Regions from separate parts of the Homo sapiens genome. Here region 2 is linked to region 1. Evidence: chromatin loops called from intact Hi-C (ENCODE). Cell type or tissue: IMR-90. All regions are shown on one strand.

Region 1 (4,000 bases):
ATAAGCTTATTAACACATTATTCTCTTTATTTGGCTTTTTAAACCATGATTCTCCTTTGAGACCCAAATTATTCAAACACAGTAAAATGTAAGAAGTGGCAGTGGTCCAGTAGACATAGATTTTGCAGCAATTCAAATCACAGAATTCCAAATACAAAAAACTCACATTTAGGATTAGAATATTGCTGTAGTTTTGTTTTCAAGGTAAATACAGCGTGTGTGTTTGTGTGTGTGTGTATGTGTGTGTGCATACACCATGAGGTCCTGAATCAAATTTGTTCTGTCAATTGTGTTATCAAAAAGAAAAATTACAGGCTAAGCATTCCTAGAGCAAATATGTTTTACTAATATCATATATTTACAATTTATACTCAAACTGCTTCCCAAAGATATTTGAAGCAATTTATATTAATAACTATATATAAAAAAATTCTGTTGTAGCAATGACTCTGTACCAATCAGAAAAATTACAAGCTATACATTCCTAAAGCAAATATGTTTTACTAATATTATCATATATTTATAATTTATACTTAAACTGCTTCCCAAAGATATTCAAGCAACTTATATTAATAACTACATATAAAAAATTCTGCCGTAGCAATGACTTTGTACCAGTCACTGTTCTATTTTTTACATACGTTTCTATATCTTCATATCTGTGTTTTCTGTTTATGTGTATTAACTCATTTAACTGTCCCCATTTTACAGATAAGGAGACTGAGGCACAGAAAGGTTAATTAGCTTCCCCAAGTTTACACGGCTGATGAGGGGCAGAGCCGGGATCCAAACCTAGGTAGTCTGACTTCAGAGCCCAGACCCATGCCCTCTGCCAGCATAATTAGAGTAAAACTGGACAATTCAATATCATACAGAAGTGAGGAAGGAAACAGACCTAAGGCATCGGCTAACATAGTCATTGTGATTAGATATTCAATGCGAGTCTCAAAGTCTTGGCAATTAAGACATAAATGGAAACATATCAGTGAGAGAAAGCCCGTCAGTTCAAAATTCCTGATGCTGAATTTATTTATTTATTTATTTAGACACAGAGTCTTACTCTGTAACCCAGGCTGGAGTGCAGTGGTGCAATCTTGGCTCACTGCAACCTCTGTCTTCCAGGTTCAAATGATTCTCCTGCCTCAGCCTCCCGAGTAGGTGGGATTACAGGCATGCACCACCACGCCCAGCTAATTTTTGTATTTTTAGTAAAGACAGGGTTTTGCCATGTTGGTCAGGCTGGTCTCGAGCTCCTGACCTCAAGTGATCCTCCCACCTCGTCCTCCCAAAGTGCTGGGATTACAGGCATGAGCTACCACACCCAGGCTGATACTGAATTTAAAAAGTAACATCATCATGCAAATGTTTTGGGGGGCTATAAGGCCTCGACTGGTTTACTCAGGATAGTTTAGTCAGCATGTATGTGGGGGAATGGCTGGGTGTCGACTGACCTCTGAGTCTTCCTCACAGGGGCTGGTACTGCTAGCACGGAGGAAATGAGAGGGGGGGACGGGTAATGCCTTCTGGGCCAGCATGTTTGGGGCAAGCAGGGTGTACCTTATGGGGACACACTTTCTGTCAGGAGCAGAGCTGGGCCTCCAAATGAAAGGCATCTGTTGTTCTCAGGCACATTCTTGGCATTTCATTTGAGAGAAATGCCTGATGGCCAAAATACCAGCAACGTGCTTGTAAATAACAAATTCCTCAGAGTTACTGAACACATCTCATCCTCTTTTTCAAAAAAGCTTACAATCATTCTTTTGCAGCTTACATAGATGTATTGTTTGCACACCAGGGTTTTTCCTGTCAAATATAATACATTCCTTTGTATCCTCTTGCAATGATTTTGAAACACACAGTTATCTACCAGAGACTTAGTCCTGAATTCTGGCACCTGAGCATGCATTGTCATGCCTTGTGAGATTCTCATTGAGTGTGCTGTGGGAACGAGCAGGCAAGGCCCCCACTGAAAGCATGGCTGATGACATAGGGTCAGAATCATTCATTCCTTCCACAAATATTTCATGAGTTAGTTCATGGCACATGTTAGGATCTACACTGGGGATTCAATAATGAATCAGGCGTAATCGCTGAAGGAATAGAAGGTCCTTTGGAAAAGTCTGATAGGACATATGCAACTATCATACAGAGTGATAGGTGGTAAAATAAAATTAATGACAGGGTGTTGTGGGCTCTTATTTCAGCAGGGGGCAGAAGTGAGCACAGAGAGATCCTTGAGGAGATGACATCCTAGCTGAGCAGTTGTTCTGAAGATGAGAGTAAGCAATGCTGTAGGAAAAGGCTGTTAGGAAGAAAGGGAGGCATCAGAAAGCCTGGGACAATGGGACAGCAGGTGCTCTGGAAACTCTAAGCAGTTTGGAATGGCTGTAGCACATGCAAGAGGTGAGCTGAGGGGCATGCACTGTCTGGGTCATTTAGTGCCGTGGAGCGTGCTAATAAGTTTGGACTTTCTTTTTTTGGGCAATGTGGAGCCAATGAAGAATTTTAGGTAAGGAGGTAGCATCGTCATCATCACTATCTTTTTCATTGCTCCTTTGTATGACTTATGTGTTAGACAATGTTCTAGGTGTAACATACACAGTATTGCAGTTGATTCTCCCAACAATTCTCTGAGAGAGATACTATTATTATTTCCATTTTGCCATGCAAAGATGGGCTTTAGAGAGTAGAGTCTATTAGCTTGCTGAGGCTGCCAGAATAAAGTACTACAGACTGGGTGGCTTAAGCAACAAAAAAATTATTATTATTATTATTTATTATTATTTTTTGAGACAGAGTCTTGCTCTGTCGCTCAGGCTGGAGTGTAGTGGCATGACCTCGGCTTGCTGCAACTTCCACCTCCCAGGTTCAAGTGATTCTCCTACCTCAGCCTCCCGAGTCGCTGGGATTACAGGCATCTGCCACCATGCCTGGCTAATTTTTTGTATTTTTAGTAGAGACAGGGTTTCACCATGTTGGCCAGGCTGGTTTTGAACTCCTGACTTCAAGTGATCTGCCCGCCTTGGCCTCTCAAAGTGTTAGGATTCAGGCGTGAGCCGCTGCGCCTGTCCCAAAAAATTATTTTCTAACAATTCTGGAGGCCAGAAGTCCAAGATCAAGGTGACGGCAGAGCTGGTTTCTCCTGGTCTCTGCCCTTGGATTGCAGATGGCTGTCTTTTTCTTATGTCTTCACGTGGTCTTTCCCCTGCACCTGTTTGTGCCCTGACCTCCTCTTCTCATAAAGACACCAGTCAGATTGGATTAAGGTCTACACTAATGACTTCATTTTAACTTAACTACCTCTTTAAAGACCCCATCTCCAAATGCAGTCGCAACTCAGCATATAACAAGAAGTAACTTGATCAAAGTCACAGAGCTGGTAAGTGGTGGTGTGTGGAATTGAACCCAGGCATTCTGACCTGGAGCCCGAGTTCTTAACCATTATGTTGTAAATCTCAGATTTGTGTTTCAGAAAACACATTGAATGTAGAATAAGGAACACACGCTGGAATGGGTAAAGTCAAAGTGAAAAGGACCAGTGAGGAGGCTTTTGTAACAGGTCTAACTGAGAGAGAATTGCACTGAACTCTAACAGTAGCAAGGGGAGTGCCCACAAATTGATACCTTTAGGAGAGATTAAGGAGGTATGAGAACATGGTGACTGAGTGAGAGAAGGGAATGAAGGAATGGACGAGTTGAGAACATCTCCTAGGTTTCTGGCTTGGACACTTGGTGGATGGGAGTGCTGTTTACTAGGAAGATAGGGAACTGACGCTGTTACCAAAGTCCTCTGCATTGAAGGTCTTTGAAGATCTTCATGACAAACCCTGCTCTCTCTGCACTACATGTTGGGGCTGATTGTAAGAATCATGGTTGGCTGATTCAAGATAGACAAGTATTTGCAGCTGCTCAGCACTCTAAAAAATGCATCTCTCTCCTCTTTCCAGAAAGGCTTAAGCCTTTCTTGAAATGTGTATTTTCTTCTGTTTTCCTTTAAATG
Region 2 (4,000 bases), 130 kb after region 1:
TCTTTGCTATGGTCTGATGGTTCTTTCCACACAAATGTGAGGACTATTATTTACTGAGAATTTTGTCTGCAGAAATATGAGGATATAAGATGCGTGTCACTCTAGCTGACATCTATAACCTCAATCCTGAATTCACCCAACATTCCTCTCATTGCAGGGTTGAGAAAATGCCTTTTGGTAAAATCATAGAATGGTAAAGCAATAAGGAACCTTTGGGATCTGCTCAATGCCTGCTCATGGACACAGGCTTCTTAGTGACAGAGCCAGGGCTAAAACAATGAAAGCTATTTCTTTTGCTGGCTATGCATCAACTACTTAATTGAACGTGGTGGCAGTTCAAAATCCTCAGTCCCAGCCCCTTTTCTCACTCTGTGCTCTAACACCAGGTGGACACATTCATTTCCAGATGTTAAATACTGTTGTATGCCTATGACTTCCAAAGTTAGATTTTTAAGCTCCAGACTCATGTATCTAACTGCCTACACACTCTTTCTCCTTGGCTGTCTTGCACATATATCTAAATTTGTCTGAAACAAAGCTCTTGGTCATACACCCAACATTTTACTCCTCACAACCTCCCTCATCTCAGTAAATGTCACCATCATCCACCTGGTTGTTAAAGCTGGAAGTTGGAAGTCGCCCTGGAGTGCTTTCTTTAGTCCACATCTACTTCCAGTCCTGTTGGTTCCACAGCAGGGTAGGTCTCCAACCAATCCATGCCTCTCCATCCCCAAGAGTGTGCTCTCCCAGGTCACTGTTATCTCATATGTAGACTATTCCAACAGTTCCTGAATTTTTTATTTCTTCTTCTTTACCTACTGCTATGATTTGAATACTTGTCCCCTCCAAAACTCAAGCTGAAACTTTCCCAGTGTAACAATATTATGAAGTGGAGCCTTTAAGAAGTGATTGGGTCATGAGGGCCCTCATAGATGGATTAATCTATTCATGGATTAATAAATTAGTGGGTTATGGAGGGAGTGAGGTAGTTATCACGAGAGTGGATCTGTTATAAAAGTCAATTTGGCCATCTCTTGTGAGCTCCGTCACCATGTGATGCCTTGCACCACCTCAGGACTCTGCAGGGAGTCCCTACCAGCAAGAAGGTCCTCTCCAAAGGCAGCTACTAAGTCTTGGACTTCCCAGCCTCCACAATTGTAAGACATAATTTTTTTTTCTTTATAAACACCCAGTCTCAAGTATTGAGTTATAGTAACAGAAAATGAACAAAAATCCCTACCATCCAACCCATTCTCCACACAGCATTCAGCATAATCTAATGATGTAAGCCAGGTTCTATCATGATTGCTAGTTACAATCCTTCTAATTGCATATGGAGTAAAATCCACAATCCACAGTGGTGTGGAAAGCTCTGACAATCCAGTCCCTGCACATCTCTAACTGCAGTTTATCTCACTCTCACCTTTGGTCACTCAGGTTCAGCCATGCTGGCCTTCTTTTAGTTTCTCAAATGTGCACAGTGATTCCTTGTCTCTGGGTCTCTGGCTGTGCTGTTCTTCTGCTTGGAAACACTCTGCCTTCTTCCCCTCCTCATACTCCAGACCTCAGCTTAAGTATGACATCCTCAGAGGGGCTTTTTCTGATAACTTGCCAGTCTCTAAGTCAGTCCTTTGTTAGTTTCCTTTGTAGCACTTATCGCAATTTGTAATTCTTTTATTAATAAGTCCTTTTATTCAAATTCATTTATTGTGACTACTCCAAGAGCAAAGCCAAGTTTGCCTTTCTTATTGTAATATCTATAGCACCTGTCACAGTGCCTGACACATAAGAAGTGCTCATAATATATTTGTTAAAGAAAAATATAAAATCACAGTGCCTCCCTAACATTGGCTTATTATTTTAGAATGAGTTTGCATACCATCCCAGTGAGAAAGTTTTTCTTCTCCGATTAGATCTTTATAAACAATTTCTTCTTCTTTTTGCTTAGAATTTTGCTTCCTTTTAGTATAAATACAGGAATTTGAGAGCTTGTTTGGCAGTAACTATGCTGTTGGCTTATGTACTTTACTTTAGAAAGCATGCAGATGCTAAGTAAACTGCACAGGCCCAGAGATGTATATCCATGTGTCTTTAAAAAATAGACATCTGTTCTTTCTGATCTTCTTCTATGTTCACTGCTGCAGAGAATCCAAACTCAAGCAGATGAGTTAGAATCATTATTCTGAACCTCGTGGTTTTTAATGAATGGCTCCAACTCTTTGTTCTAATAGACATAATCTGTATAAATTCATTGAATGGGACAATGCTGCAAGAGAAAGAAGGTTTTGAAGAATCCACTGGCAAGAGTCCATTTGCTCGTCAGTGATAAGTAACAGGTCACATGGTTTGTCCATAGCCTGGAGGATGATGTCACGGAAGCTGAGGGATTTGCAGAAGAGTCTGACCCTGTATTAACCTCATCATTTGCTTGGATAAACTTCAACCTGGCGTTGCTTTCTTTACTTTGTATATTTCAAATTAGTTCTTCTAGGGGTGATGTAACCCAGAGAAACACAACTACAGGAGTTGTTCAGATGTACATTATTTCCAAAACACAAACAAATCCCCAAGTTTCCAAAAGTAGGGTTTTCCAGTGCTTCTAAATATAGAAGCACAGCCTCAACATTCCTTGGAGAATTTTCTGGAAGTATAAGGAATTGTTAAACTGTAAGGAAGGGAAGAATTAGAGAGTACAATGTCTATAAAGGAGATGACTGAGTATGTAACTACGAAAGAATTCTTCTAAGGCGAGAGACATCTTCTATCATAAATTTACCATCTAAGACTTTCTTGAACTTTTTCAAATTTGCAAAATATACATCATATTGGCTTCATTGATACCAGATAATAAAGCCTCATAAACCTGTGTCTGTGAACCCTCTGTTACATAGTGTATCTACAGCTATGCCCAATCAGGCACTTATTAAATGCTTTTAATTGACACACCTTTAAAAGTTGGGGTAAAAATACCTTTTAGAAAGCTCAAGTAAGTGTTTTCTTAGCTTAGAAAATAGCCTGAAACTGGCCCTGTCTGCTACCTTGTACAAGAAACTCAACCCCATTTTCCATACGTTAATGCAAAATACAGTTTAAAACACAGTTGCCACTGGCAGAAGAAAGCAAAGCAATTGCCCGCATAACCCAATTTCACTTTAGCCTTTGCTGAAGTTGGCCCAGGTTCAGCGTGTCTACACTCATGCCACACGCCTGCGGCCTGGGTTCCTACACCTCCCTAAGTTCCCAGGCAGCCCTGGGCTGGAGGCACAGAGAACACCCAATTTCCCATTAAGCCTCCCCCGCCCTACCCGAACGCCAGGCAGAGTCTTCCCCTGCTTGTCACCTGGTTGGGAACCTTTAGAGGCAGCTCATCTTTGCATCTCCCCATCACAGGGAGCAGTGGTTTTGGTACCCACAGGACTTAGCCTTTGGTTTGCATCTGTCCTTCAGAGGAGGAGGATACAGAGGCTGGTTTTGAGATTATTTGGAGCTGGTGATCAGTGAGGTCTCTTTAAGCTGATTGAGCCAACTGTGCTGACTTAGTCAGTTAACCTAGATAAATACCACTCTGAGTTTTCTTTTTTCATTTAAGAAAAATAGTGTCAGAGTACAGGATGGACTCCCCCAGTGGGAGAGCTGACACCATGTAAATGATTCATTAGCAGATGCTTTAGCTGAACCTCAGCTGTTTTCACCAGTGACGTCGATGTGACGGAGATATTTGTTCAGGTGATGGGACTTGAGTGGGCCTTGGGCCAGACCTCCACCCCCAGGGACCACCCTTCTAGCACTGAAAGGCAATAGTCTTCACACTGGCTGAATCCTGTATTTTCTCAATCCTCCAAATCCGACCAACTTCTCTAAATTGTACTGCAAGGTTTTGGCAGCCAGAGCTCCCACTCCTTGCCACCATCCCACCGCCACCACTGGAGGTGCTGAAGGCCAAGTACAAGCCATCCGGGTGGAAACCTGTATTTGAAGGTCTGCACCGCGGGTAAGTCTC

Evidence for each region. Hi-C counts contacts between places; a loop is a spot of excess contacts. Peaks named below come from ENCODE experiments on the same cell type or tissue, not always from the same donor. Only the 100,000 strongest peaks of a DNase experiment are listed, where the experiment ranks them.
Region 2: a loop joins it to region 1, with 8 times the contacts of the local background. A loop is called at or near these places in 1 of 110 quality-filtered maps.

The regions. Positions count from the first base shown.
Region 1 is chr9:86,613,422-86,617,421 of GRCh38, forward strand. No RefSeq gene overlaps it. Among named protein-coding and RNA genes, the nearest start is that of LINC02834, 93 kb to the right of the region's middle. RefSeq lists an enhancer at 2,059-2,560. In IMR-90, a CTCF peak has its summit at 2,223 (motif pointing right); a DNase peak (open chromatin) is centred at 1,940; H3K27ac peaks cover 1,303 bases.
Region 2 is chr9:86,747,715-86,751,714 of GRCh38, forward strand. LOC124902195 (a long non-coding RNA gene) reads left to right here and starts at 3,323. Exons shown (of 2, transcript XR_007061637.1): 1 at 3,323-3,991. In IMR-90, no CTCF peak of the experiment used is centred here; DNase peaks (open chromatin) are centred at 1,977 and 2,337; H3K27ac peaks cover 2,242 bases.